Regions from separate parts of the Homo sapiens genome. Here region 1 is linked to region 2. Evidence: read pairs that join two places in POLR2A ChIA-PET (ENCODE). Cell type or tissue: MCF 10A. All regions are shown on one strand. Region 1 has its middle 5.3 kb from the start of VDAC2. Region 2 overlaps ADK (adenosine kinase).

Region 1 (5,000 bases), 1.0 Mb before region 2:
ATTAGTAGGTAGTTACTACCTACCACAAGCAACTACTTTGTGTCATCCACAGGGTAAGCAAAGTCCACTGAGACACAGTCCCTACTCTCAAGGCACTTAACAGTCAAGTGTGTGTAAAGATGTCAAGAACAGGGGAGGGTCCAAAAGTTTACCCTACTTGCAAACTATCAAGTTAGTCTGCCATAGTTTCAGAGGCTCACAGATGCTAGCAGAAGACATGAGACGTATGGGTCAAGGACAAAAGACTCTCTTACTTGTGGCCCAGCAGGCAGTGTAAGCTTCGTGTTTTGCCTCAATTCCCCCTGTCCTCTGTGTCCCTCAAGGATGATGCCAGAGCAGCTTAGGTGGATGCTGTGCACAGCATGCATTCGTGTCACAGCCAAGGAACCCTAAGCTTACAAAACCACGTGTCTTAGAAGGAGCTGCTAACAAATCTGCCCAACCTTCATACTGTGAAAGGAAAATATCTTGGGCCCCCAAGATCATTAAGCTAAAGGGAAAAGTCAAGCTGGGAACTGCTTAGGGCAAACCTGCCTCCCATTCTGTTCAAAGTCATCCTTCCGCTCACTGAGATAAATGCGTATCTGATTGCCTCCTTTGGAGAGGCTAATCAGAAACTCATTGCAACCATTTGTCTCTCACCTACTTGTGACCTGGAAGCCCTCTCCCCACTTCGAGTTGTCCCGCCCTTCCTGACCACTTTAAGTTGTCCTGCCTTTCTTGACCGAACCAATGTTTATTTTACATATGTTGATTGATGTCTTACGTTTCTCTAAAATGTATAAAACCAAGCTGTGCTCTGACCACCTTGGTTACATGTCGTCAAGACCTCCTGAGGCTGTGTCAAGGCTAAGTGTCCTCGACCTCGGCAAAATAAACTTTCTTTTTTTTCTCTTTTTGAGACTGAGTTTCGCTCTTACCACCCAGGCTGGAGTGCAATGGTGTGATCTCTGCTCACTGCAACCTCTGCCTCCTGGATTCAAGCGATTCTTCAGCCTCAGCCTCCTGAGTAGCTGGGATTACAGGAGCGCCACCACCACGCCCGGCTAATTTTTGTAATTTTACCACACTAAAGAGATGGCTGCTTTACTGTGTTGGCCAGGCTGCTCTCAAACTCCTGACCTCAGGTGATCCGCCCACCTCGGTCTCCCGAAGTGCTAGGATTACAGGCGTGAGCCACGGCGCCAGGTTTTTTTTTTTTTGCTTTTTGTTTTTTTTTTTTGAGACAGAGGAGATAGAGTTTCGCTCTTTCGCCCACACTGCCACACTGGAGTGAAGTGGCACAATCTCAGCTCAATGCAACCTCCGTCTCCCAGGTTCAAGCGATTCTCCTGCTTCAGCCTCCCAAGTAGCTGGGATTACAGACACCTGCCATCACACCCGGCTGATTTCTGTATTTTTAGTAGAGATGGGGTTTCACCATGTTGGCCAGGCTGCTCTCGAACTCCTGACCTCAGGTGATCCACCCACATTGGCCTCCCAAAGTTCTAGGATTATAAGCATGAGCTACTATGCCTGACCTGGCAAAATAAACTTTCTAAATTCTCAAATTTAAATTCTAAATTCTGAAATTTCTCAAATTTTCGGGGTTCACAATCCCTGAGGGGGAGATTATTATACTGCTCAGGAAATAAAATCTTTTCTCTGCCCCAGAGAGAGATACTATCTTCCAAGGCTGTTTGCTAAGTAAACATCCTTGGAAAGATAGTCTGAGACAAAAGCTGCCATAAGATGGGTAGAAACACCATGGAGAATTGGCCCCAACAAAGGATGGGGTATGGGAAAGACAAGCTCAAGATGTCACAAGTACAGTATTTTTGTGGGGAGCAGGGTCTTGCTGTGTTGCCCAGGCTGGTCTTGAACTCCTGACGTCAAGCAATCCTCCCATTTCAGCCTCCCAAGTAGCTGGATCACAAGTGTGAGCCACCACACTCGGCTCCTGCAAGTACAGTTCTAAGATGTAAATACAGAGAACCTTGAGCACAGTCAGATGGAGGAGCTACTTGCACTAAAGTTTGAAAGCAGGACTTACCAAAATTAGAAAGCCAACAGGTGGAGGCTGGGAAGGCAAAATTCTAGAAAGAGGATGTGCAAAATCATAGGAGTGCTTGAAGTGGCAAGAATTGTTTGGAAACCACATATGATTTTTTTGCTTTTGATTTGTTTTTGTTTTTGTTTGAGACACAGTCCCGCTCTGTCACCCAGGCTGGAGTACAGTGGCACAATCTTGGCTCACTGCAACCTCCGCCTCCCGAGTTCAAGTGATTCTCCCGCCTCAGCTTCCTGAGTAGCTGGGACTACAGGCACGTGCCACCATACCCGGCTAATTTTTGTATTTTTAGTAGAGACAGGGTTTCGCCATATTGGCCAGGCTGGTCTCAAACTCCTGACCTCAGGTGATCTGCCTGCCTCGGCCTCCCAAAGTGCTGAGATTACAGGTGTGAGCTACTGCGCCCAGCCAGTTTTTTGTTTGTTTGTTTTTGAAACAGGGTCTCCCTGCATTGCCCAGGCTGTTCTCAAACTCCCAAGCGATCCTCCTGCCTCAGCCTCATGAGTAGCTGGGACTACAGGTGTGTACCACAGGGCCTGGTGGAAACCACAAGTAATTAAGTAAAGCTGGAACAAGCTATCAAAAAAGTTGAGAAATTAGACTAAAGATGTTGGCTGGAGCCAAATGCTGAAGGTCCTGAAAGCAGCAAGTGAGGACAAGTCTAGGGTGGCTGGGAGCAATATTTCTGATTTAAGCAATGGGGAGGACAAAGGTTCCACCCACTGTGGGAAAGTCTGCAGGAAGAGGGGCAGGTGTAATGGTGAAGACCATGATACCATTTTGGATGAATATGAGGAGCCAGGTCTACATCGCAATGCAGTTGTCCAATAGGCAGTTAGGAAGTTTTGGAGAAAGGTCTGGCTCAGAAGCATGGGTGTAAAAGTTAGTTTTAATTATGACTAACCATGGGTGTGGTTTAAGTCAGTGAGCTATGGGATAGGAATAAAGACACTAGCAGCCTAAAGGACGAGGCCATGGGGAGCATTAGTCTTTTGTTGTTGTTGTTGTTTTGAGACAGAGTCTCACTCTGTCACCCAGGCTGGAATGCAATGGCGTTGTCTTGGCTCACTGCAACCTCTGCCTCAGCCTCCGGAGTAACTGGGACTACAGGCATGTGCCACCATACCTGGCTAATTTTTTTGTATTTTTAGTAGAGACAGGGTTTCACTATGTTCACCAGGCTGGTCTCGAACTCCTGACCTCGTGATCCACCTGCCTTGGCCTCCTGAAGTGCTGGGATTACAGGTGTGAGCCACAGTGCCCAGCCTGGAGCATTAGTCTTTTAGGGGCAAGCAGCAGAGAAGGAGCTAATGAAGAGAACTGACAAAGACTAGCCAGGAGGATAAAAAGAGAACTCAAGAGGAGCATTTTCGTGGAAGCCAGAGGAAGAGAGCACTGGGTAGAGAAGGGAGTGCTCAACAGTGTCACAAACTGAGGAGAGGTCAAGTGAGGCAAGGGCAGAGAGCATTAGGGCCAGACACAGTGGCTCACACCAATAATCCCAGCACTTTGGGAGGCCAAGGCAGGAGGATCACTTGAGTCCAGGAGTTTGAGACCAGCATGGGCAACATGGCAAGATCTCATTTCTGCAAAAAATGAAAATTAGCTAGGCACAGTGGTACGTGCCTGTAGTCCCAGCTACTCGGGAGGTTAAGGCTGGGAGGATCGCTTGAGCCCAGGAGTTTGAGGTTACAGTGAGCTATGATTGTGCCATTGCACTCCAGCCTGGGCGAGAGATCAAAACCTTGTCTTTAATAATAATAATAAATAAAAGAAATAGCAGCATTAGCTGCGATTACTGTGTAACAAATTGCCCCCAAATTTAATGGCCTAAAACAAGCATTTTATTATCTGAAAGTTTCTGTGGGTCAAAAATTAAGGACTGGCTTATATGGGTGGTTCTGGCTTGGGGCCCCTCAGGGGGTTGCAGTTGAGATGCTAGCTGGGGCTGCAATCATCTGAAGGGTTAACGGCACTCAAGGACCTGCTTTCAGGATGGCACCCTCATGTGGCTTTTGGCAGGAGGCCTTAGTTCCTTGCCATGTGAGCTTCTCCATGTGGCCGCCTGGGTGTCCTTGTGACATGGCCGCTGGCTTCTCTCAGAGCAAGTGATCCGAGAGAGACACTGAAGCCACAATGTCTTATATGATCCAGCCTCAGAAATCGCACTATCATTTCTGCCTTATTCTGTTTGTTAGAAGTGAGTTAGTAAGACCAGATCACACTCAAGAGGGGGAAGTTAGGCTCTAGCTTTTGAAAGGAGTATCAAAAAATTTGTGGATATTCTTTAAATCCCCACAGCCTTTTTTTTTTTTTTTTTTGAGTTGGAGTCTCGCCCTGTTGCCCAGCCTGGAGTGCAGTGGCACGATCTCACTGCAACCTCTGCCTCCTGGGTTCAAGCAATTCTCCGCCTCAGCCTCTTGAGTAGCTGGGATTACAGGCGTCGGCCACCACGCCCGACTAATTTTTTGTATTTTTAGTAGAGACAGGGTTTCACCATCTTGGCCAGGCTCGTCTTGAACTCCTGACCTCGTGATCCAACCACCTCAGCCTCCCAAAGTGCTGGGATTACAGGAGTGAGCCACTGCACCAGGCCCCCACAGCCTATCTTTTGAAAGGAGTGTCAATTTGTGGATATTCTTTAAATCCTCACAGCCTATGCCATGGTCACATTTACTTTCATTCCTCCCACATGGAAAACATACTCACTCCCTCCCAAAACCTCCCCGAGATCCCAGCCTTCACGGTAGCCACATGAGGCTCCTTGGGTGTAGTTCCTTGAGTACAGCAGTTCCTCTCCATCTGAAGACCTGTGAACTAAAGAGATATCAACACACAATGGTGGGATAGGCACAGCATAACTGCTACAGACACCCCTGTTCAAAAAGGGGGAAACAGGAGGTACCCAGAAGTCACAGGTCCACAGAGATTCTGAAATCCAGCCAGGCAA
Region 2 (5,000 bases):
AAAAAAAAATGGTAAAAATCTGGAAACATAATAAATGTCCTTCAACAAGTAAATAGGTAAACAAACTATGGTACACCCATAAAAGAGAAACAATAAAAAGGAATGAACTATGACACACACAACAACTTAAACGGATCTCAAAGGCATTGTGCTAAGTGAGAAAAAAGCCGTATCTACGGGTTACCTACTATATGATTCCATTTATATAACACTCTCGAAGTTACAAAATTACAGTGATGGAAATCAGATCAGTAGTTGCCAGGGGTTAGGGTTCAGAGAAAAGCATAACCATAAAGAAATAATATGAAGAAATTTCTTTGTGGTAACAGAATAGTTTAATACCCTGAATGTGGTAATAGCTACATGAATCTGGACATGATAAAACTTTATAGAACTATACACCACCACCTCCTCAATTAAAAACAGTATATACAAAAACCCGTGAAATTCTAATAACGTCTATAGTTAATTTAATACTATTGTATAACACCGAAATCAGCTTCCTGGTTTTGGTAACACACTATAGTTATAAAAGATATATCATTGGGGGAAGTTGAGTGAATGGTGCACAGGAACTTTCTGTACTATTTTTGCAATTTCTGTGAGTTGTATTTCAAAAGAAAAGGGAGGAACAGGATATAAAAACAGATATATTAAAAATGTTTAGGCCAGGTGTGGTGGCTCACACCTGTAGTCTCAGCACTTTGGGAGGCCAAGGCAGGACAATCACTTGAGCCCAAGAGTTCGAGACCAGCCTGGGCGAGACCCTGTCTTTTTAATTGACATAGTGAGACCCTGTCTTTATATTTTAAAATAATTTTTTTTAATGCTTAAAAAACAAATTGGGTGACATCATTGGGAATGGCAGAGTAAGGACCTCCAAAAATCCTCTCTTCCATAAAACCAACAAGAACACTGGCAAAAAAATGTCAAGACTTGGGCCGGGCATAGTGGCTCACACCTGTAATCCCAGCACTTTGGAAGGCCAAGGCGGGCAGATCACAAGGTCAGGAGTTCGAGACCAGCCTGGCCAACCTGGTGAAACCCCGTCGCTACTAAAAATACAAAAATTAGCTGGGCATGGTGGCAGGTGCCTATAATCCCAGATACTCCAGAGGCTGAAGCAGGGGAATCGTTTGAACCTGGGAGGCAGAGGTTGCAGTGAGCCAAAATTACACCATTGCACTTCAGCCTGGGCGACAATGCAAGACTGCATCTCAAAAAAAAAAAAAAAAAGTCAAAAATAGCCTTTTTCAGAACTCTGAATATTAACCAAAAAGTTTGCAACAATCCAAGGAGCATTTATTCAAAAAAAGATGGCTGCATCTCAGTAAGAATAGCAAGCTTTGTGGCATTTTAACATGCCTTATTCCCATGCCCCTCTTCCCAGCTCCAGGCTAGCCCTGAAAAGCAGCAAACCACAATCTGTGGAATCCTGGAGCCTAGCAGCCAGTGGAGGTGACAGAACAGGGCTAGAGTTCCTTCAAAGTCCCATTTTCAGAGTACAGTTATTATTTGAGCTGACTAGCAATTCCCTGAAAAACCCCACTCCCAAGACTTCCTAATATTTAACCTGATTCAGAGCTTGCCCATTGCTAACAGGCTTTTCCCCCAAGGTATTTATTTGTCAAAAACAATCAGCTACAATTGCTTAACATTTCAGCTCCCTGAAGCAGCTGGGGCAAACAAGCTAACCAAAAAACACAAAAGGAAAAGTAGGAGAATGAGATGTCCATAGGGAGTTTTGAAAAGTTCTGAAATTCCTAAGACCCTGGAAGATGAAAACAGTGTGCCCAGGCCTATGGGCATACTCAAGAAAGACCTGAGAAGGCCCTAAGCAATCACCACTGACTGAGCATGAAGCTCGGCAAAACAGGAAGTCAAGGCTATGGATGAACTGAAAGCCTGGTTGAGTGCTGAAAGTGTGCTCCAACAAGCACACAGAGCCTCTCAGCGAAGACTAGAACAGTAACAAGTATTGACAAGAATGTGGAGAAACTGGAATCTTCATACATTGCTGTTGCAAATTATAAAGTGATTCAGCCGCTTTGGAAAATAGTTTGGCAGTTGCTCAAAAAGTAAACATAAAATTACCACATGCCCCAGCAATTCTACCCTTAGGGGAAATAGAAAAATAGAACACCACAAAAACTTGTAGATGAATGTTTATAGCACCATTATTCATAGCAGCCCAAAAGTGAAAATAACCCATATATCTCTCAAGTGATAAATGGATAAATTGGGGCATATCTATACAATGAAATATTATTTCAGTCATAAGAAAGAATGAAATACTGATACACGCTACAACATGTATGAACTTTGAAAACATACTTAGTTAAAAAAAAAAGCCAGCTACAAAAGGCCAAATATTATATGATTCCACTTAGGAAATGTTCAGAATAGGCAAATTTGTAGGGACAAGGTAGATTAGTGGTTGCCAGGGGTTAGAGGTTAGGGAGACATGAAGAGTAACTGCTAACGGGTATGGGTTTTCATTTTGGGGGACAAAAACGTTCTGGAATTAAATAGTGCCGATGGCTGTACAACCTTGTGAATATACTGAAAACTACTGAGCTGTGCAATTTTTAAGTGGTGCATTTTACAGTAGCTGAATTATATCTCAGTTATATAGTAACAAACACATAAAACTATCTGACCTAATTGATAAATTATAGAACACTAAATTCAATAACTGCAGTATACACCGTATTTAATAAAAGATACATAAAATATCTACACTGAAAACCTCAAAATATTGCAGAGCGGAATTAGAGACACAGGTAACATTCACCAAAACAGACCACCACAGGGTAGGCCTTAAAACTAATCTCAGTAGCTATCAAAGGATTAAAATGATAAACAACTTATCATTTACAGATATATGGTACAGATATGTACACAATATGTCAACAACGCATTCCCTGAACACCATGTAAAATTGAAAATAGCTAAAAAATCCCCAAATATTAAGAAACAATAAACTTCTAAATGACCTGTGGACCAGAAAAATCACAATGGAAATAGAAATTTGAATTGAACACATCGAAATTGTATGCTGCAGCTAAAGGAGTACTTAGAAGAAAATGTTAATTATATAAGAAATGTACATTAGAATGACTACTAGGGGTTAGCAAAGAAAAAATAATAATAATGAAAGAAATGTGGCTGGGAGCGGTGGCACTTTGGGGGGCCAAGGTGGGCGGATCACGAGGTCAGGAGTTAGAGACCAGCCTGGCCAACATGGTAAAACCCCGTCTCTACTAAAAATACAAAAATCAGCCTGGCGTGGTGGTGCACGCCTATAGTCCCAGCTACTCGGGAGCCTGAGGCAGAAGAATCGCTTGAACCTGGGAGGCGAAGGTTGCAGTAAACGAAGATCGTACCACTGCACTCCAGCCTGGGCAACAGAGCAAGACTCCGTCTCTGAATGAATGTATGAATGAATGAATGAAATGAAATGCACATTAGAAAACAAGAAAGGTTTAAAAACAATAATCTAAACTTCTAACTCAAAAAAGGTAGAAAAAAGAGAGCAAATCAAATCCACAAGAGGAGAGCAAGGTGGCCGGGCGCAGTGGCTCATGCCCCTAATACCAGCACTTTGAGAGGCCGAGGCAGGCAGGTCACGAGGTCAGGAGATGGAGACCATCCTGGCTAACACGGTGAAACCCCGTCTCTGCTAAAAACACACAAAAAAAATTAGCCGGGTGTGGTGGCGGGTGCCGGTAGTCCCTGCTACTCGGGAGGCTGAGGCAGGAGAATGGTGTGAACCCGGGAGGCGGAGCTTGCAGTGAGCCAAGATCGCGCCACTGCACTCCAGCCTGGGTGACAAAGCAAGACCCCGTCTCAAAAAAAAAAAAAAAAAAAAAAATTAAAAATACATGTCCAAAATAGAAATTCAACAAAACAAAATCTGGGTTTTTGAAAAGATTAATTGCTAAACCCCTAGCAAAACTGATCCAAAAATTCAAAAGAAGTACCAACATCAAGAATGCAAATGGAGACATACAGCAGTTCATACAGGCAATAACAGAATATTAGGAAATTTTATGAACTTTATAACAACTCAACAATTGAGAATAAATTCATTTAAAAATTCAACTTCTTAAAACTGCCACAGGAAAAAGTGAAGAACCTGAATGCTTATATATCAGCTAAAGTAATTAAACCTGTAAAAGTAATTACACTAATTTAAAACCTTCTGCTTTTTCCCACAAAAACACTCCAGGCCCACACGGCTGCACTGATTAATTCTATCAAAATTTAAAGTAACAATACCAATCTTATAAAGCTACAATAATTAAGACAGTGTGGCATTGACATAAGAAGATACAAATAAATCAACAGAATAGAACAAATCCAAGAAAAGACCCACAGCTATCTAATCAATTAATTGAAAATCCTTTTGAGAAACCCTTACATGATAGCAAAAGAGTAGTTTAAGATAGATCATAGGCCTAAATACAAAAGACAAAAACATAAAGCTTCTAGAAAAAAACCATGAGAGAATAGTTTCACAAGCCTAGCAGAGAGTAAGGAAAGACTTCTTAGAACAGAAAAGGTAATACCATAAAATAAAATAAATCAACAAATTCAACTTGCTCAAAACTTAAAAGTTCTGCTCTCAAAAGGCATTAAGAAAATGCAACAACATAGCTCAGACCAGGAGAAAATATTTAGAGAGAGAGAGAGAAAGAGTGTGTGTGTGTGTGTATGTGCGTGTAAAATCTGAGAAACCTGGCAAATAACCTGCATTCAGATATAAAGAGAACTCCTACAAATCAGCAACAAAAAGACAACCCAATAAAATAGGGTTGCACATAAAAGTTTAATAAAAACTTGTACATAAATGTTTATAGCACCATTGTTCATAATAGCCCAAAAGTGAAAATAATCCAAATATCTATCAAGTGATAAATGGATAAATTGTGGCATATCTATACAATGAAATATTATTCAGTGATAATATTTCAGAAATGAATTGACACTTCAAAATA

The links. Peaks named below come from ENCODE experiments on the same cell type or tissue, not always from the same donor. Only the 100,000 strongest peaks of a DNase experiment are listed, where the experiment ranks them.
Region 1: POLR2A ChIA-PET joins it to region 2 with 5 read pairs; 2 of 35 experiments call an interaction of 5 or more read pairs at or near these places.

Annotation. Positions count from the first base shown.
Region 1 is chr10:75,202,985-75,207,984 of GRCh38, reverse strand. No RefSeq gene overlaps it. Among named protein-coding and RNA genes, the nearest start is that of VDAC2, 5.3 kb to the left of the region's middle. RefSeq lists a silencer at 1-14 and an enhancer at 179-928. In MCF 10A, no CTCF peak of the experiment used is centred here; no DNase peak of the experiment used is centred here.
Region 2 is chr10:74,187,218-74,192,217 of GRCh38, reverse strand. All of the region lies in intron 1 of ADK (adenosine kinase), which reads right to left. Among named protein-coding and RNA genes, the nearest start is that of ADK, 38 kb to the right of the region's middle. RefSeq lists an enhancer at 1,949-2,008. In MCF 10A, no CTCF peak of the experiment used is centred here; a DNase peak (open chromatin) is centred at 2,007.